Linked DNA regions of Homo sapiens: regions 2, 3 and 4 are each linked to region 1. The links are chromatin loops, found by intact Hi-C in ENCODE. Cell type or tissue: CD4-positive, alpha-beta T cell. All regions are shown on one strand. Region 1 holds the start of LOC124900783 (a long non-coding RNA gene). Region 2 overlaps SCOC-AS1 (SCOC antisense RNA 1). Region 3 overlaps SCOC-AS1 (SCOC antisense RNA 1). Region 4 has its middle 14 kb from the start of MGST2.

What was found. Hi-C counts contacts between places; a loop is a spot of excess contacts. Peaks named below come from ENCODE experiments on the same cell type or tissue, not always from the same donor. Only the 100,000 strongest peaks of a DNase experiment are listed, where the experiment ranks them.
Region 2: it touches region 1 in a loop (15-fold over the local background); 50 of 110 quality-filtered maps call a loop at or near these places.
Region 3: a loop joins it to region 1, with 13 times the contacts of the local background. A loop is called at or near these places in 23 of 110 quality-filtered maps.
Region 4: a loop joins it to region 1, with 2.1 times the contacts of the local background. A loop is called at or near these places in 10 of 110 quality-filtered maps.

What each region holds. Positions count from the first base shown.
Region 1 is chr4:140,010,546-140,015,545 of GRCh38, forward strand. All of the region lies in intron 1 of MAML3 (mastermind like transcriptional coactivator 3), which reads right to left. It overlaps LOC124900783 (a long non-coding RNA gene), which reads left to right and starts at 1,090. Exons shown (of 3, transcript XR_007058278.1): 1 at 1,090-5,000. In CD4-positive, alpha-beta T cell, CTCF peaks have their summits at 2,262 (motif pointing right) and 2,468; a DNase peak (open chromatin) is centred at 2,266.
Region 2 is chr4:140,323,882-140,328,881 of GRCh38, forward strand. The region is part of intron 2 of SCOC-AS1 (SCOC antisense RNA 1); the gene reads right to left. It also overlaps a transcript of SCOC not described here. Among named protein-coding and RNA genes, the nearest start is that of SCOC-AS1, 47 kb to the right of the region's middle. In CD4-positive, alpha-beta T cell, no CTCF peak of the experiment used is centred here; no DNase peak of the experiment used is centred here.
Region 3 is chr4:140,357,346-140,362,345 of GRCh38, forward strand. All of the region lies in intron 2 of SCOC-AS1 (SCOC antisense RNA 1), which reads right to left. It also overlaps a transcript of SCOC not described here. Among named protein-coding and RNA genes, the nearest start is that of SCOC-AS1, 14 kb to the right of the region's middle. In CD4-positive, alpha-beta T cell, CTCF peaks have their summits at 2,838 and 3,042; DNase peaks (open chromatin) are centred at 2,656 and 2,926.
Region 4 is chr4:139,648,819-139,653,818 of GRCh38, forward strand. No RefSeq gene overlaps it. Among named protein-coding and RNA genes, the nearest start is that of MGST2, 14 kb to the right of the region's middle. RefSeq lists a silencer at 2,737-3,031. In CD4-positive, alpha-beta T cell, a CTCF peak has its summit at 2,959 (motif pointing left); a DNase peak (open chromatin) is centred at 2,943; H3K27me3 peaks cover 317 bases.

The sequences.
Region 1 (5,000 bases):
TAAGTGCATTGCTAACTAGAAATAAGTCAATAAGTGTTGCCCAGTAATACGTTTTTAAGATGTCTACTTGAACTTATTTTGTTGAGTATGTTCATATACTTACAACAGTTTCATAAGGTCTGCTCATGTTAGGAAAAATCCTTTAAGATCAGTGAAAACAAAAAAAATGCCAAAATATTTTGAAACGGGGTGCATTTGATAAAAATATCAAGCTATTTCTAACTTGAATTAAGGGAAATGAATGACATAATGATCCCATTAAACAATATACATGAGGCCAGCCGCAGTGGCTCAAGCCTGTAATCCCAGCACCTTGGGAGGCCGAGGCAGGCAGATCACTTGAGGTCAGGAGTTCAAGACCAGCCTGGCCAACATGGTGAAACCCCGTCTCTATTCAAAAAGTAGCTGGGCATGGTGGCAAGTGCCTGTAATCCTGGTTAACTTGGGAGGCTGAGGCAGGAGAATTGCTTGAACCCAGGAGGCGGAGGTAGCAGTGATCCAAGATTGCACTGCTTGCACTCTAGCCTGGGCGACAGGGCTAGACTCTGTCTCGAAAAAAAAAAAAAAGTGTGTGTGTATATATATATATATACACATATGTCATATATATTTATATATATGACATATATGTCATATATATTTATACATATCTGACAAATATATATTTTGTTATATATATAAAGTGTGCATATATATATATATATATATGACAAACAGACCCAAAAAACTTTACTTTGATGACTTTACCAAACAGAGAAAAGACATTGATTGGTTTTACTCAAGGTTTTCTTGTTTTGTTTTTTTTTTTTTGAGACGGAGTCTCCCTCTGTCGCCCAGGCCGGACTGCGGACTGCAGTGGCGCAATCTCGGCTCACTGCAAGCTCCGCTTCCCGGGTTCACGCCATTCTCCTGCCTCAGCCTCCCGAGTAGCTGGGACTACAGGCGCCCGCCACCGCGCCCGGCTAATTTTTTGTATTTTTAGTAGAGACGGGGTTTCACCTTGTTAGCCAGGATGGTCTCGATCTCCTGACCTCATGATCCACCCGCCTCGGCCTCCCAAAGTGCTGGGATTACAGGCGTGAGCCACCGCGCCCGGCCGTTTTCTTGTTTTTATGGGAGGTTGAGGAGTGGTTCAGGTGAACTAATGGCCTTAATGATTTTTACTATTGCTTCAGGTTTGGCTAAATACATCTAACCTCTCTGCCTGTTTGTGCACTGCAGTTTCTGTATATGCAGAGGACAGGTGTTTTTAGTATACTAAGCACTTTTCTAAAATGCAATTAATGATTCATTCTCATATTTAATCCACTTTAAACATTCCACCACTGAAAAAAGGTGAAAAGGGAGGAAAAACTTTTTTATGGAGAATTACAATGGAAATTTCTTCCTGCCTAAATTATTAAAAGTTCCAAATTAGTAAGTCTAAGTTCATTTTTATCATACATTACAGAAGTGATCTAAATCTCAAAAAAAAAAAAAGTCTACAGATGTTTTAGGCAATTACCTATTATGTAATGCCTCTTCAATCAGCCATATTTTATTGCAAGGAAGGGGTCTTAAAATAGAAAGTTTTGAAAAACAGGGAATTCTTATAAGTTTGGCAACCCAAAAAATTTTATTTTGGAGCTATTCAATGAGAAAAAGAAGATAAAAGAATTAATGTTGTATAGAGTGAAAAACAAGTTTTGCTTGTGAAATTTAAGCTTTGGTTTGGTTTCTACGAGGTAGAAAATAACCTGTTATATTTTATGTGTCAGAGGACATAAATTATGAGTGTTATAGGCTGTAGGTGACAGACATACCTGGAAGGTCAACGAGACTCAAGATCTCTGTTGTCTCAGCATGCTCCCTCTTCCCAGCCTCCTGTATGCAATCAGTCGTCCAGTTCATCAGTTCTTTCTTCCTCTTGCCTACAGTTCTCAGTTTCCTCCCATTCACTTTACTCCTGTCCAAGGCCAGCACTTAGGACTTCACACTTGTATTTCTAAAGTGACCACCACATCAGCTTCCTGTCTTCATTGTCTCATGAACTTCACCACCAAATAAAATGTTCCTAAGTTCCATCTTGGGCATTTGTTTAACAGCCTTTCTATAGACCGCTTTGCTTAATAATTTAAAATCTGTACCTTTTTACCCAGCCAGTCAAGTTTCCCCAGGATCTGGCCCTAACCACCTCTTGAGGTCTAGGTTCTATTCCTCTCCTTCATCCTGAGTCTAATTATGCAGATATCCAATGAGACAACTGCCCTGGCACCATCCCATAGGGGGCACTGAAACACCACTAATCAATTAGAAATACAGCGCCGGTTAACTCAGGTTTCTACCCTCAAACTCCTTACTCATTGGTAAAATGTAAACAAGAGCCATTCCCATAAAAGCACACAATATACCCTGAGCAAAGAGATCAAGTGCCGGTATCCACGGAAATGACCTCTATCCGTGGTGCGTATGACTAATCATATCCAATTATGAGTGCTTTTTAAAAAATGAAAGACAAGTCCAAATAGGTTAAAATGTCATGTTGCATTCCCAGCATATAACAGACATCTTATTTTGAAAATAAAGAAAGAACTATTTGGGTATACCTATTTTATTAATAGAAAACCATTCTTTCCTTTACTCTTCCACTAGAAAATGTCAAATATTTAAGGAGTCAAATGATTAGCTCATCAGGGGCACGCACGCATCTCAGTCCGCCTTCACCCTTGCCATCTTGTCTCCCTACAGTCCATGAACACAGCCTGCATTCTTCCCCTTGCCTATGCATATGCCGTTTCTTCCTCTGGAATATCTTCCTTACTTTTCCCTCAGCCACCTGCAATCCTAACTGTTCTTTAAGATGCAAGTGATTTTCTACATTTTTCCATAACATCCTCCTCACTCTCACTAGCCATTAAGTAGTCTCTGTTACCGCAAATCCTATGTTATCTCTGACATGATACCACACTGTCTTTTGTGCCCGTTTTTCTTTTTCAAGAAAAAATATACACCTACCTCATGCCAAACTTTTTTCTAAGAGTCTTAAATGCATTTTTCCATGTATTCTTCAAAATAACCTTTGACACTATTATTTCCATTTTCTAGATGAATAAACTGAGCTTTATGGAAATTAGATTACTTGCTCAAAGTCATACAACCAAGAAAAAGCCTGATTCCAATCCAAGTGTGTCCATTTCTGGAGCATGAGCTCTGACCATAATGCCATAGGGCTTCAGTCTTACTTCCCCATCCCCAGTGTAAATTCCTTCATTACTTGAGGACAAGCACTGTGTTTTGGGTACCTAGGTGCCTCTCCACAGTCCCCAATAGAGAACCTTTCTGGACCATAACAGATACTCAGCAAAGGTATATAAATGATGGTGCTGAGATTCTTTGGACCTTCTGATAGGAATGCGGTGTGGATCCCATTACACTTTCAGCTGTTCTGAAAGCACTTGAGAATGGGATGAGGCTTCTTTCAGTGGTATGGGCAAAGCCAATCGCTGCAGGAGCAACATTACAGATGCTCCACAATGTGGAACCATCTTTCTGTGATCTCCTAAATTGGCCTTATATATTTCACAACTTTTACATCTTTTCTAGTCAACTTCTTTCTAAATTCTTCTAAAGGGCTCATCATCTAACACTATTCTGACTTCCCAACACTGTAGTAAAGCAGTAAAGCAATGCCATATGCTCATTTGTTAAGCAGCTTGACATAAATATCCAACCAACCAGAGAGTAGAGAAATTAAAATGACAAAGCACGATAAATGATCAAAAAATATAGATGTCCAAAAGCCGAATGTAGACACAATTTAAAATTAGAAGACTCATCAAAGTGGGAGGGGCTGGAAAGATTAGTTACATGTTTATTATTGCAAAAACTAGGAACAGCCTAAATGTCCAAAAGAAAGGGACTGCTTAACTAAACAATGGTGTGTCCAAACAACGGAATACCACACAGTCATCAGAAATTAGTCATTCGACAAATATTCATTGAGTGCCTCATGTACATGAGGTAAATGAAAAAGAAATGATACCTGCCTTCATGGTGCTTAGAGTCTAAATGATGATACAGAAGTATATATAATGACAAAAACAATTTTATATTGCTGGGTGACGTGGTAGGTTACAATAGAGTAAATCTGTGTGAATTAGTTTTTTTGTTGTTGCTGTTGCTCATAACTTGAAGATATATTTGTTCTGTGTTCACACCTTGCCTTGAAGATGTTTAAGTTCAGCATTAACGTCATAGGAAGTGGTAAACTTCAATCACTCCCTTCCTTAGGGACACTAGGATATTGAAAAGACTAAAATACTGAAAGACCTAATTATATGTGTATAGGAAGAATGGAAAAGCTGGCATTATTTCATAAAAGTAGACATCCAAGTGAGTTGGTCTGGCAATATTAAATTTTACAGAAGAAAGTAAAGTTGCACATTCAAATTAAAACTGAAAAGTATTTCAAAATTCAAAAATTCAAAAAATTTAAAAAGTAATTAAAAATTTAAAGTGAAAATGAGGCAAGTACAAATCAAATAAAGATTAGTTTGAATTCCAATTGAAACTAATTTTCAGATAGCTCTTTGAAATATATATTCCCTGTAAGCATACATTATTTTAAAGTATGAATTAAAAGTCTTCCACTGACCAATTACAACACAGAAGTATTGTCTACTGATGCACTTTTTAAAAGAAAAAAGTCAGAAAAAGAAAAGCAAAGTCAAGTACGCAAAGAAAAAAGAGAATGAAATTTAAAATCATGAAACATCAATAAAAAGGATGTCTATCACTCTGGGTTACCCTGTTTTGCATAAGTCCTGAAGACATAACTAACTAGCAAGAACAGAAGCTCTATAATTTCTTAAGGTAAAAAATAATAAACTATAAGATTTATAATATTCGAACTTCTTTACTCTTCAAATTCTTAATTTTTAGAAATGGAGAGAAACTTCCTCAAATTGATGAAGAGCATCTAAAAAAAGTCTATCATTAAAATAGTTATTGTTGAAAGACTG
Region 2 (5,000 bases), 310 kb after region 1:
TTACCCTAAGACTCAAACCAGCTTGCACATTGCAAGAAAAGAAAACTATAGCCCAAGATACGTCATGAAAATAAATGCAAAAAATGCTCAACAAAATATTAGCAAATCAAACATTGCAATATATTAAAAGAATAGTATATAACCAATTGGGGTTTATAGCAGATCCCAGGAAAGAAAATCAGGCTTACATTTAAAAAATCAATCAATGTAATTCATTATATTATATACATTCATCTCAATAGAAACAAAAACAAAATCAATGAAATTCAACATCCATTCATGACAAAAGTCTCAGAAAACTAGGAATAGAAGAGAACTTCTTTAACTTTATATAGGAAAGCTATGAAATACCTACAACTAGCATCATACTTAAGAGTAAAATACTGAATGTTTTACCCTCCAAAACTGGGAATAAAGCGAGGATGTCCTCTCTGACTATCCCCAATCAACACCAGACTGGAAGTCATAGCCAGTGAAATAAGCCAAGAAAAACAAATAAATAGCATACAGCTTTGAAAGGAAAAAGATAAGCCTGTCTTTAATTGAAGATGACATGGTTATCAATGTAGACAATTCCAAAAATATACAAAACACTCCGAGAACTCATAAGTACATTTAAAAAGGTCAATATACAAAAACCAATCATATTCCTATATTCCAGAAATGAATAGTTGTCATTTGATATTAAGAAACAAGATCATTTACAATTGCACTGAAAAAGTTAAGTACTTAGGTATAAGTCTATTAAAACATGTGCATGGTCTATATGTTGAAAATGACACTGATGAAAGGTATTAAAGAAAAATCTAAACACATTGACAGATACACTGTGTTCATGATTTGGAAGCATTAATATTATTAAGAGGCCAGTTCTCCCCAGTTTGATCTGTAGATTCCATGAAATCCCAATCAAAATCCAGTAAGCTTTTTATAGATGATGACAAGCTAATTTTTAAACTTATATAGAAAGGCAAAGGACCTAGAATAGCCAAAGCAATGCTGAAAAAGAAAAAAAAAAGTTGGAGGATTCATGCTAGGATTTCAAGACTTATTCAAAACCTATACTAATCAAGACAGTATTGAATAAGCTAAAGGACAGACACATGGAGCAATGGAACAGAAAAGAGAATTCATAAATAGATCTACAGAAATATTGTCAGCTGATTTTTAACAAAGGTGCCAAGACAATGCAATGGACATAGGATAGTTTTTCAGAAAATGATGCCAGAATAGTCCATTTGCAAAAAATGAATCTCCCTGTACCTTAAACAAAAATTAACTAAAAATGGATAATAAACCTAAATGCAAAACATAAAACTATAAAATGTCTAAAAGAAAACATAGAAAATTTGTGTGATCTTGGGTTTGGCAATGGGTTGTTAGATACAACAATAAAAGCACAATCCATAAAAGAAAAAAACTGATAAATTTGACTTTATCAAAATTTAAATCTTTGCTTTGCCAAAGATGCAGTTGAGAAAATAAAAAGACTGGCACAGAGGCAAGGCACAGACTGGGGAAAAAATTGCAAATCACATATCTGACAAAGACTCGTTTCCAGAGTGTATATATAATATGTCTCTCTCTATATAATGACATGTTAAAACTCAGTAATAAGAAACAACCCAATCTTACAAACGGGCAAAATATCTGAACAGATATTTCTTTAAGAAGATATCAATAGCAAATAAATATAAAAGAGGTGTTCAGCATCATTTGTTATCAGAAAAATGTAAATGAAAACCATAATGTGATAGCACTACACACCTATCAGAATTTCTGGAATAGAGAAAAACGTGGCAGTATGGTGAGATGCAAAGCAACAGGAACTCTCATTCATTGCTGTTGAGCATACTAAATAGCACAACCAGGTTGGAGGACAATTTGGAAATTTCTTATAAAGTTAAACATATACTTACCACATGATCCAGAAATCCCAATCCAAGGCATTTATCCAAATGAGTTGAAAACTAATGTTCATACAAAAATTCATATAAAAATGTGTATAACAACTTTATTCACAGTCATTCCAAACGAGAAACAGCTGCAATGTCCTTCAGTAGGTAATGGAATAAGGAACTGTGATATATCCGTACAGTAGGCTATTGCTCAACAATAAAAATGAATGCATTATCGATTTACACAACAACACGGATCTTAAATGCATTCTGTAAGTGAAACAAGCCAGACCCAAAAGGCTACATATTATATGATTTCATTTTTATGACATCGTGTAAAAGGCACAACTATAGGGATAGAAAACAGGTCAGTGGTTCAGTGGTTAGCAGGGTTGAGGGAAACGGGAGAGGTTTTCTACAAAGGGACTGGATGAGAAGTAATTTTTAGCATGATGAAACGGTTCTATACATTACTTGGGCAGGTGGATACATGGCTCTATGCATTTTCAAACCCCATAGAACAGTAGTCTACAAAGAGTGAACTTTACTGTATGCAAATTGAAAAAAAAATCAACGAGGATGTTTAGGGGGAGATCCCAATAGGCAACACAGAAAAAAGTTATTTGCTGAGCAGCAACTTTTAAAGGTGCCAGAGAGTTAAAACAAAAGAAAACAAAACAAAAAAACAAAACAGCAATAAATATAGTGGCATGACTTCAAAAAAGTTCATTTATAATTTCTTCACTTGTGTCCACTGTGGTGAATTCTGTCAATGTGAGCTCCTGAAAAGCAAGGCCTGTGTTTGTCTCCCTCTGTAGGCCCACGCTTTACAGTACAGCATTTCTCAAATGAGTTATAGGCAGACCCCCCCCCCTACACTGTTAGGGAGAAAACAAACCTCCCGTGGACTTCTAATGCTAAAGTCTTTTATTATCTTGTTTTAAACATATGTTTAAACATACAAATATATAAATGCTTGTGTTTACAATTCTTATACACCTAGGAGACCATAACAAAATTATGAATTAGACACAAAGAACTGGAGCCCCAGTAAAGCTCAATCTGATAACATTCATTGGTGAAACTCAATCACTGCTCACAATGTGACTCTGCTCCTGAGGCCTGTGGTCTAGTCTTGGAAGTGGGCAGCCATGATAAATGTTGGAACTCAAATGTTTCCACCTTTATTCTCTCTTCTAATGATTACACAAACATCATTTTCACAGCAAACCTTGATGTTGTATAGGATGGCTTGAAGAAGTTGAAAATCACTTCCTACATCAGCACCATCAAAACTACTACTAGACCTTGTTATGATTTTCCTGTTCCCACCTGCATCTAACCTGTGATAAACAAAATTTAGTTTATGTTAAATTTGGCCCTTGTCCTCTAAGGAGTGTTAAGTGTGAAGCCATCACAGTGTTGCTGATGAACAGAATTTACCTCTGTTCGAAGAGCGAGGACTCTGTGATTATGTGGGAAGGCTCTGCTGTCTTTGTCTTCAGTCTTTGCCTGCTTTAGCAAATTCTGATAGGAGGAAGATGCAAACACCACTCTCAGGTGGGATTTCAAAATCCTGCACCATCAAACTGATCTGTTTTGAACTATATGGAGCTCTCTAAGGTTACAATAATTCTTTCTACTGTGCTTTCAATACTGAAAAAAAAAATCACTTATTAGTGGACAATTCAACAAGCAATTTAAATAGAAATTATTTTTAAAAACATGCTTGACACATAGCCAGACATAGTGGCACATGGCTGTAGTCCTAGCTACTTGGGAGGCTGGGGCTTGATCCCAGGAGGTAAAGGGCAGCTTGGATAACATAGCGAGACCCTGTTTCAAACAAAACAAATGTTTTGTTTGAAATGCTTGACAACTAATTATGTTGATTACCTATGATTTGGAGAAATCCATGCTATAACAATGAATAGTCAAGCGTTCACTCTGGAGTAATCCAACACTTTGCTGTATTCCATATGAAAATAAAACATGCCTTTGAATTTTTACAAGGATGCAGCCAGCTTTTGTTTGAATCTGTGAAATGGCAAGTTTGGGGCTGGACTAGGACTGTATCAGGGAAAGAAGCTGTTTGGCATGTTTTTTTTTTCTGTAGTGTTGAGCATTGCTGCTTGTTGGGCAGCTCAAAGGACAAGATATTCAAAGATCTCCCTGCCAGCAGGTGCCTCCAACGCCACACTTGAGAAGTGGATATGCGTGAGCCAAGTCCTGGCAGCCACACTCACCAGCCACGTAGTCCTTGGGGACATCACCAGACTCCTCGTGCTTCTGCTTCCTCACCAGTAATGAGTTTTAAATGGGAAGATGCAGGGAACATGCTGAGAAGAAAGCTTAGCACACAGGACATGCTCTATCATGTTAGCTCTTCTTACTGACACACTTAACACATTGGATTACAGTCACCCATCTCCTATTTTTGCTTTAAACCTAACTGGTCTATCAGTTCTTGAGGAGCAGGGACCACAACTTATTCCTCTCTGAATCCACAGTCCTGAGCATACAACACTCAGTGTTTTGAACTGAAGAAAGGGAATAGAATTGGAAAATTGTTCAAAAAAGAGCAAATTGATGAACACAACCAAGCAAGGGACAAAAATGAGTAATTTTCACCTCAGAGTGTAGGATAATAATTTCTGTGTGCCACCTTCGAGTCGACCTCTGTGCCCAACATTTTTTCACCTCAATGCATTTAACAAATTATTCCTCACAGTTCATTTGGGTACACTACTGGCTGCAATCCTGTAATTACAAGTTGTTTTTTCTGCTTCAAAATTGACCTGAATGCTAATAAGCAAAACCAACTAAAAAAATTCTTACCCTGAAGTTCTGGAAATGGTTTTGATCTGGGTGTTGGATACATATTACGTATCTGTACTCTTATAATTTGCACACTTTATTGTATGTATGTTATACCCAGTTAAACATTTTTTAAAGCCTTTTGCCTATCAAGAGTGATTCCATCTGACACATGTCTACAAGACTGTCACTGCCACCCTGGCTATCCCTTCCTTGGCATCTCCCAACCTACTGCTCCCAAAAATGTCCTGTATCTACTTAGCTTATAATCACAGGAAATCTGTA
Region 3 (5,000 bases), 350 kb after region 1:
CACTTATATTCACTTCATTTCTTCTCCAGTAAATTTGTCTTCAAATTTTTCACCAGTAGAGATAGGGAAGGGCATTCAACAAGGAAAAGTGGAATATTCCTTTATCCATTCACCCATTACATACCCAGCTGTCAGTTCCGTGTATCTGATTTGACTCTCAGCCTGGCACCTCCTGCAGTGAATGCCACTGGATGGAAGTGGGTGTAGACAATGCATGTTCCTATTGCCATGTGGCTGGGCTCCTGAAGTTGTTAACCTTAATTTCCCTAAGGAGATAAGGTGTTTATAAACCAAACATTGGTATTTTCACTTGGATCTCAAAGCCAGGACTCACATTAGGATTATGACCTTAAATTCTACATATCAGATATGCCACTTTGTCAAAATGGTGAGACAGATCAGAGCTGCCTTTGCCATCTCACTATACTACTTTTCCTAACCCATCGTAGTTGGTATTATTTTCGTCATTCTAATAAAGAATGACGAATAGTAGCATCTTTAATTCGTTATACCCCACATCTTCTCTTTCTCCCCTTTTCCTCATTCCCTCAACAAATGTTTTATCCACTGTGTCCTTTGTTGTAATCTTGCCTCTGATCCTCTCTTGAGTGCTTTCTGTGGTGTATGTCTCCTTTCCATTGCTGTGTTCTGTCTTCCTTCCCTTCCTTTCTCTCTCTCTAACGCCTATGCACTCCTAATCCCTTTGCTTTCTCGCCCTGGTCTCAGGGCCTGACCTTTGCACTCCACTCTTCTGTCCTTCCCCTGATTCACACTCCCTATTGTATTGATGGCTTACAGGTTTGGAGATAAAGCAACACCTGAGTTGAATACTTTTTTAAAAAGTTTTACCTTTATTATTTTAAGTAAAAGGAAAAAGAAATCTTTGGCTCAGATAACTTTGAGTTTACGCACTTGTAATTTGCATTACCAGATAGTTACGATCATTGCTGCTAAGTCCATTAACTGTTCACATACAAACATTGCTGCTAAGAGCTAACATTTCCCTTGTTTATTACCCATTTATGGAGTATTTTTCTTAGAAACACTGAGTAATGACTAAGTTTCCAAGCTCTAGAGTTGAAGTCCCTGCAATCAAATCCTTGCTCAGCTAGCTGTGGTAACATTGGGCAAATTATTTAACCTCTCTAAACTTCAGTTTCCTGTTGATAAGGCTACTGTATGGCTGAGTTAGCCTATAGTGCCTGCCAGCCTTCTCAGCCTGGGTTCTGAGAGGGAACTAAGCCTTCCTAAGGTGTTCATTGTATGCATTGAATTAAATTCTTTCATTGCATCTAGAAAGGTACTAGTTATACAACACCCTTGGGAGAATTCAGAAAGTAGTCACTCAAATCCTTTTCTGTGTTTTGTGGTTCATTTGGGGAAACCTGGTTGAGAAAGGCTAGGATTCTGAAATAGAAAATTCCCTTTGGAAAACTGCATAAAATTTACTTAGCCTTCTTAAAATAGAATCACCATTCCATTTTAATCACCATTCTATTAAATGGAATCACCATTTCAAGAAAGAGGAAGAACTTATATTTCTGTCACCTAGAATACCTATTCATTTGGACCAAGAACTCTTTGATTTATGAAAGTTGAACAGATTAAGTGCAATTCCACCAGGATTTAACATGTATATAACATATTTTGCATTTTCATTCAGTGTTTGTTACAGAATGAGAGAAATGTCTTTAAGAAACTATTTGTTCTGTATATTATGGCTGTGTAACAATTTACCCACAAGTTTGTGTTGTAGAGCGACAGCGTTTCATTTTGCTCACTATTTTGTGGCTGAGTGATTCAGGAAGGGCTTAGCTGAGCAGTTCTCCCTTAGGGGTCTCTCCTGCAGCTACAGTCAGATGTGGGTGGGGGCTGCGGTCATCTGAAGTTAGACAGGCTGTGTATCCAAGGTGGCTCACTCACACAGCCACGGTGGAAGCTGGCTGCTGGCTGGGAGCTGAGCTGGAGCTGTCATTTTGAGCACCTACATATGGTCTCTTCAGTATAGTGGTTTGGGGGGAATTGTATTTCTTCTTGGTGGCTAGTTTTCCCTAGAGTAAATGTTCTAAGACCAACAAGGAAGGTTGTGTGTACTTTTTATGATTGATTCTTAGAAGTCACACAGCGTCACTTCCATTACACTCTCTGGGTGGAAGCAGTCCCAAGCCTGTTCAGCTTCAAGGGGAAGGAACGTAGGAGAGGATGTCTGTGAGGGCATGTCAAGGGATTTGTGACCATTTAAAAAATCACCACAGCTGGTCCTCTGGACACAGATTATTTATATCCTTCTAAATTTACATCCTTCCAAATGCAAAATACATTTACTCTCTCAAGACGCCCCAGAAGTCTCATTCAATATGACATCAGACTCAGGCTGGAGACGTGGGATCTAAAGATGCCCATGCAGATATGAGTGAGGCTCCTCAGGGATGGTCCTTCAGATGCTTTGTACTCTCTCTAAAGACCTGTGAATTAAAGGCTCCTCACACACCCAGGATACAATAGTGAGGGATAGGACAGCATACATGCTCTTCCTCCGCATGGAACTCTAAACAAGATCCCATTTTTTCTTTAGTCGCTTGGGTTCTACTACCAGGCAGGCAGTGTGCTAGAGTCAGAAGACTTTTTGTCGCCCCCTTGTGGTGAGGCTTCAGGCAAGCCACTTGACTCCTCTGGGTCTCATTTTCCAGGTATAATGAAATAAGACTGACAGGTCCCTTGAGAACTATTTCAGCTCAACAGTTCTGTGATTTCGTGAAATGCCAAAATTGTGCTACTTGGATATGAACAGACACAAATCATTGTGCATAATTAAGAACATTCCACAAGTAGAGAATGTTACTAAAGGATAAAATTAAAGTATGAATTAATAAAGAAGTAAATTTTGTGGGAAATAGAAGCTGATTTTGAACCAATTTTGCCACTAGAGGTCACCAGCATACCATCTCAAAGAGAATAAATAGGCTTTTGTCACTAATAGTTCCCTGTGTAGAACCCCTAAGTGGCATTCACGGTGTCTTTTCATTTACTTGGAATATCTCCTGACAGTTGTCAGAGACATATGTTATGATGAGGTGATGTCAGTGTCCCTCTAGGTGATGTTCCCAGTGTACCTAACGTTCTGTAAGCGTGAAGAGCCACCACCGGAACAGTAAGGAAAATGACTTTCTAGGATTTTCTGCTTTCTCACTGGGATGCGATGAGGGGCAGAGAGATAACTTGATAGGAAGTAATATAAGCTCTGAGGCGAAAAGGCAATGTGGAAATCCAGTGTCATCCTCAAATGCAGCACAGACATGTCAGCTTTTTTATGACACAGAGAAAGTACGGACTGGGAACAGAGCACTCGTTTATTCAGCCAATGTCTGTGGACCTGCCTTCAGGCACTGTGCTTGGCAGGGGCTATATCAATGGAGAAGATGCAGTTACTACCCTCAAGGGATTTAAGAAATGAAGTACAGGAGGTTTCTATTCAGATTCAATATTTTAATAAAAAATGTTTTTATTAATGGCCATTGACTTCTACTGATGCTTCCTGAATCTCCAGCTCGTGTGGTTCTCTTCCTTTTTGAACTTTAGATATCCATCCAGCACCTTCTGCGACATTTTGTAGTATTTCCCTTAAGATACTGTATAAAGAAGGAGGAAGAAAAATAGGAATTTGACACAGAACTAAAGATTATTCCATTTAGAGGTTTTTGGGAGAAGCAGGCTGGGATGGGCCCTGAGTTTCGCTACATATTTTTGCTGGTATGCCAAGAGTACTGACACCATGCCAGGCAACTTCTCTCAGATTTTCTTATTTTATCTTGCTGACAGACCTGTAGGGACAGGCACTGTAATCACCATTTCTGTCAATGGTCCCTTGCAGCACGGCAGTGGGTTTTTTTTTTTTTTTCTGGAAAGTGATGCTAAGAGTACACTTTAGGACTTTTATATCAAAGCTAGAACTGACTGTCACGTGACAATGTTAAAATGCTGACTTCAGTTGCGGCCAATGGTGCTTGTTAGGAAAAACTCTATTAAACTGTATTTTAGGCCAGCGCAGTGGCTCACACTTGTGATCTCAACATTTTGGAAGGCCAGGGTGGGAGGATCACTTGAGCCCAGGAGTTTGAGACCAGCCTGGGCAATATAATGAGACCTCATCTCTACAAGAAATAAGATTAGCGAGGCATGGTTCTGTGCCTGTAGTCCCAGCTATTTGAGAGGCTGAGGCAAGAGAATCACTTGAGCCCAGGAAGTTGAGGCTGCAGTGAGCCATGACTGTGCCACTGCACTCCAGCCTTGGTGACAAAGTGAGATCCTCTCTCTAAATAAATAAAATAATGTATTTTAACGTAAAACTCTTTGGGTGGGACAAACAATGCTCCAAGTAAAATTAATACCTTGAAACGTAAAGAGTCATGGAGATCTCCTGTGAAGAAACTTCTGTGAGTGACAAGAATGGATTCAGAATACCTCTGAGGACTACATCTATTTTCTCCCAAAATGAAAGCTACAAGATACTTTCTTGTAATGCGCTTCATGTAGTACAAAAAGAAAATCTACAAACTCTAGAACTCATAATTCTATAATAAAGAATGAGTTGCAAGGAATTCTGGGCTCTTTCAATAACTTGAGGAGCTATTTCTTCTAAGGCTGAAGGGGACTTGAACTTGATTTAAATTGGTTGTCATCAGCCTTTAGAGCAGACACTGAGAGTGATTCTGAGCACGACACAGACACAGCCCCTATCCCTTAGTAGCAAGGCTTTCTTTAGTTTTCTGCCTTCACTGAAGAAGGAAAGAGAGAGCCTGGCCATATCTTTGCTTCACACTGGGCATGATTTGCTTCACTGCGATGAGTGTTACTAACTATCCTGGTAATTACTAATTTTAAGCAATTGTTTTAAAACAAACTAAAGACCGGCTAAAGACAGGTGTGTCCTTACTTCTTCTTCTTCTTCTTCTTCTTTTTTTTTTTTTTTTGTGAGAGTCTCGCTCTGCTGCCCAGGCTGG
Region 4 (5,000 bases), 360 kb before region 1:
TGTCCCCAAAGGAGCACAACTCTTTTTTTTTTTTTTGAGATGGAGTCTCGCTCTGCCAGGCTGGAGTGCAGTGGCGCCATCTCAGCTCACTGCAACCTCCTCCTCCTCCCTCATTCAAGAGATTCTCCTGCCTCAGCCTCCTGAGTAGCTGGGACTACAGGTGCATGCCACCACACCAGGCTAATTTTTTTGTATTTTTAGCAGAGGCGGGGTTTCACCATGTTAGCCAGGATGGTCTCGATCTCCTGACCTTATGATCCGCCCGCCTCGGCCTCCCAAAGTGCTGGGATTACAGGCGTGAGCCACCACGCCTGGCCAAAAGAGAGCAACTCTTAACTGTAGGAGGCTGGACTCACAATTATTGCCTGCACTCAGTTGTGGCTGCATTTCAGCTTCATGTAACTTTAACTTTATTCAAGTACAAAAATCATATGTCTTAAATAAGGCAAGCTGCCCCATTGAGTGGGTTGAGAATTACTTAGGTCAGCAGACAGTGCTAGTTTGCCATCTAAGGGGATAGCAGAGTGGTTTTTGGGAATAGCAGGTGTTGGAGGTCCACAGGTATCAAAGTGATCTTATGATCACCGCCCAGCTTCGAGAAAACCCTGATCCCAGACCCCAGGCCTTATTGGCCTCATCAAGCAGAAGCTGCTTTATTTATTTCACTTCGCACACACACTCTCTCTCTCTCTCTCTCTCTATATATATGTATATATATAATTTTCCCTCTGGGAGGGGACAAATTCTTTGGGATTTCTTTTCTTTTAGAGACAGGATCTGGCTCTGTTACCCTTGCAAAGTGCAGTGGTGCAATCACAGCTCACTGCAGCCTCCAACTTCTGGGCTCAAGTGATCCTCCTGCCTCATCCTCCCGCCTCATCCTCCCAAGTAGCGGGACTGCAGTTGTCTGCCACCACATCTGGCTAGTTACAAAAATTTTATTTTATTTTTTTGTAAAACGTGGACTGTCTACGTTGGCCAGGCTGGTCACAAACTCCTGGCCTCAAGTGATCCTCATTCTTTGGGGTTTCTTAATTTTATATGACTTTCTTCTAAACAAGGCACCATGTAGCCTGGCCTGGGACACTTCTGGGTTGAACAGACCCTCTGCTTTAAACTTTCAACCTGAAGACAACTCTGCTACCTCTACAGTCACCCAGGTTATATCAGGTAGATCTAGGACGCCTTCTCAGCACCATCTTCCAGGTTAGAAAAATCTCAGAGAATGAGGGAGTTCTATGAACTCCAGGAATGGTCTGCTTTGGAGGACATCCAAAGGAGAGTGAACAGAGAAAGGACAGCTTTTCACAAAGAAGTGGACACTGGTGATGTTCTGGTCATCAATAGAGACCTCCAAACCAGATCTATCCAGGTAACTATGTGAGGCTCCTGGGAGGGAAGATTAATCTTAAAATTACTTGGATCATTTCAGCCATATTTACCCTTAGTGTCACACAATTGATGAGCTTCATTTGTTAGTGAGCATATTGTAACCTAGGACTTCTCCTGTGACCTCTAGGGGTCAAACATCTTTATTAAGCACAAAGTTGCACCCACTACTCAGAATTAAAATAAAATAAAATAAGTGATTCGGTCCTGTTATGGACTGAGTTGTATCCTCCCACTTCCAAAGTCATATGTTGAAGCCCTAGCTCCCAGTACCTCAGAATATGACTGTATTTGGAGACAGGCCACGTGATAGGCCGGGTGATAGGCTGGGTGCAGTGACTTATGCCTGAAATCCCAGCAATTTGGGAGGCTGAGGTGGGAGGATTGCTCTAGGCCAAGAGTTCGAGGTCAGCCTGGGCAACATAGGGAGACCCCTGTCTCTAGAAAAAATTTAAAAATTAGGTGGGCGTGGTGGCACACACCTGTAGTCCCAGCAACTCCGGAGGCTGAGGTGAGAGGATCACTTGAGCCCGGGAGGTTGAGTCTGCAGTGAGCCATGTTCACGCCACTGCACTCCAGCCTGGGCAACAGAGTGATGCCCTGTCTTTAAAGTAAAAAAAAAAGGTGGTGGGGTTGTGGTGATGAAGTTAAAATAAGGCTGTTAGGATGGGCTCTAATGCAATCTGACTGGTGTCCGAAAAGGAGATTAGGACACACAGAGAGACACCAGGGTGCACATAGAAAAGACCCTGTGAGGACACAGTGAGAAGGCAGCTATCTGCAAGCCCAGGAGAGAGGTATCGGAAGAAACAAAACCTATCCACACCTTGATCTTGGACTTACAGCTTCCAGAACTGTGAGAAAATAGATCTCTGAGAAAATAGAAGGCTTCATTTTCCTAAATAGCACTCTTTTTTGACGTTCTCCCTGCAGCTGGTCTCCCTCAAGCTGGTTTAAGCCACATAGTGTGTGGTACTTTATTATGGCAGCCACATCAGGCTAAGACAGGGCCCTTAGATTAGCACTTGTGTGTTGTGTGCATGTTCATGTGTATGTGTATGTTATGATATGTGCATGTTATGGTGTTATGAGATGTGTGTGTGTTATGATATGTGTGTGTTGTGCATGTCTGTGTTATGGTGTGTGTGTGTGTGTGTGTGTGCGTGTTGGGTAAGCAGGCAGGAAGGGATATGTCTGGGAAATGCCCCTCCAGTTGCTACAGGGAACTGCAGGTCTTGATTCTCCCTACCACCCATCTTGCCTGCTCCTCTCTGTCTTCAGGACACACTATTCTCTGATGTGGGTGGAACTAGTGCCCTTGTGTCAGAGATGGAGAGAAAATAGAATCAGAGATGTGGGTTAGCAGTAGGATGGGGAAGGAAGAAAGAAGCGAATTCATTTATAGTCTGCCGAGAGCCATCCAAGGATCCCGGTGGGAGACGGGGCAGGCAGAAGGCTTCATTTTCCTAAATAGAACTCTGTTTTGACATTCTCCCTGCAGCTGGCCTCCCCCACGCCTGTCTCGCCAAGTGAACTGATAAAAAGCAACAGGATTTTAGCCTTCCACTGCGCCATCTGGTGGCGTTCAGGGAGAGGTACAGTGGTTCTTGTGCATACACAGTCTATCCCAAACTTAACGCCTTCCTTTCTTTAAGAGGAGTGGATACAATGACTCCTGGGAAGAAAGCAATAGTGCAAAGAGCACTGGACTGGAGTCAAAAGTGGACTCTATCTCTGCATCTTATTAGCTGTACGATCTTGGGCAAGTTAAGTAATAACCTCTTTGCGACTCAGTTTCTATATGTAAGAAATATGAATCACTAATACCAACAGGATTTTGTGAGAATTCATTGAGAAAAAAGCACCCAGAACAGTACAGTATCAGGGATGTGGTGCCTTTGTTAATGATTCACGCCACTTTCCCTTCTTTCTCTCTTCTTGTATTTCTTTCTCTTCCCATGATTTTGTGACTGATCAAAAGTTTTTAGTGCCTTTTATGAAATTAGCTGGGGGAGGGCTGTTGGGAGAACCTGAGAGTTGGGAGGGCAGGAGGGTGCAGGTCATGGGAGCCTCAGCTGGGACTGGGAGACCACCAGGCCCTGCCCCTCATTTGGTCATTTGCAGGAATCAGAGCTAGTGTCACAGGCCTGCCCCTGACTTCTTGCTGCAGAAGGGATCTCACCTACCTATGACCAGAAACAAGAGGTGGTGAGCTCCCCATCACTTTAGGCATTCAGACCTAGATGATTTACATTATCAATTTTAAGACAGGCTTCAGGTCTGGGAATATTATGAGTTTATGAACTAAAGCAACGTTTACAAGAATGTAAGTCAAAGGCACCAATTATCTAAATAACACCTGATAGACTAACATGATGCACATGTAGAACATTTACAATTTTGGTTAAAGATGAGAGGGAGAAGAATGAGGAGAGTTACACATTGAGAAAGGGTTCTAACATATTAGAAAATAAAAAAATATTTTCCCCTCCCAGTTTTTTGTTTTGTTTTGTTTTGTTTTTTAAGACAGAATCTTGGTCTGTCGCCCATGCTGGAGTGCAGTGGTACACTGTCAACTCACTGCAACCTCCGCCTCCTGGGTTCAAGCGATTCTCCTGCCTCAGCCTCCTGAGTAGCTGAGACTACAGGTGCCTGCCACCACGCCCAGCTAATTTTTTTATTTTTAGTACGGACGGGGTTTCACCATATTGGCCAGGCTGGTCTTGAACTCCTGACCTTGTGATCTACATGCCTTGGTCTCCCAAAGTGCTGGGATTACAGGCGTGAGCCACTGCGCCTGCACTTCTCCTCCCAGTTTTTAAAAAATATATATCTGATGGGCCAAGAGAGATCTTGCCACTGCACTCCAGTCTGGGCAATGGAGCAAGACCCTGTCTCAAATAATAAATAAATAAATAAATAAATAAATAAATAAATAAATAAATAAATCTGATGATATCTCTCCTGCCAGCGTTGTGGGGCATGCTTGTTTGTATATGGCAGCTCTTGTGGAAGCCACGCTTTTTCCTGGGGTCGCTTCTGTCTTCTTTAACACCCTGTTCTGGAAATACGTAATTCAGCTGGTCAAGAGTCCCAGCCTGACACCTGCAAAATATTTCTCACACAGGAAACAAGAATCAGGGACAGACCCTTAAGCCTTCTTGGGGCCCTGTGGTCTCAAGATCAATGACCTTGACCATCTTTGGTGACCTGGGCTCCCACTTCTTGTCATTTCTAATGGACTCACAGGCACTTCAAACCTAGCCCCCTCCTTTGGTCTAAATTCTGTGGCAGTAAATTGCCCCATCATTAATGTATCTAGCTGTTCAGAAACCAGAAATGTGGAAATCCTTAACTCCTCTTTTCTCTCCCTCTTTGCTTTATCAGGCACGTCCAGTGCAGCGCCCAATTTTCTGGAGCTCATCCTGTCTCCTGAATTTTCAATCATGCACTCTACCTTGGCTCTGCTGTGGCCAGCTGACTTCCGGTGGGGCCTCTGCAATCCTGCCACCTAAGGGCCACCAGCCATACTCCTGGTGTCCCTGGCTCCTGTCTGAAGTGCCACACTTGCAGGGCATGGGGTGGTATCACTGGAGCCAAATGATGAACCC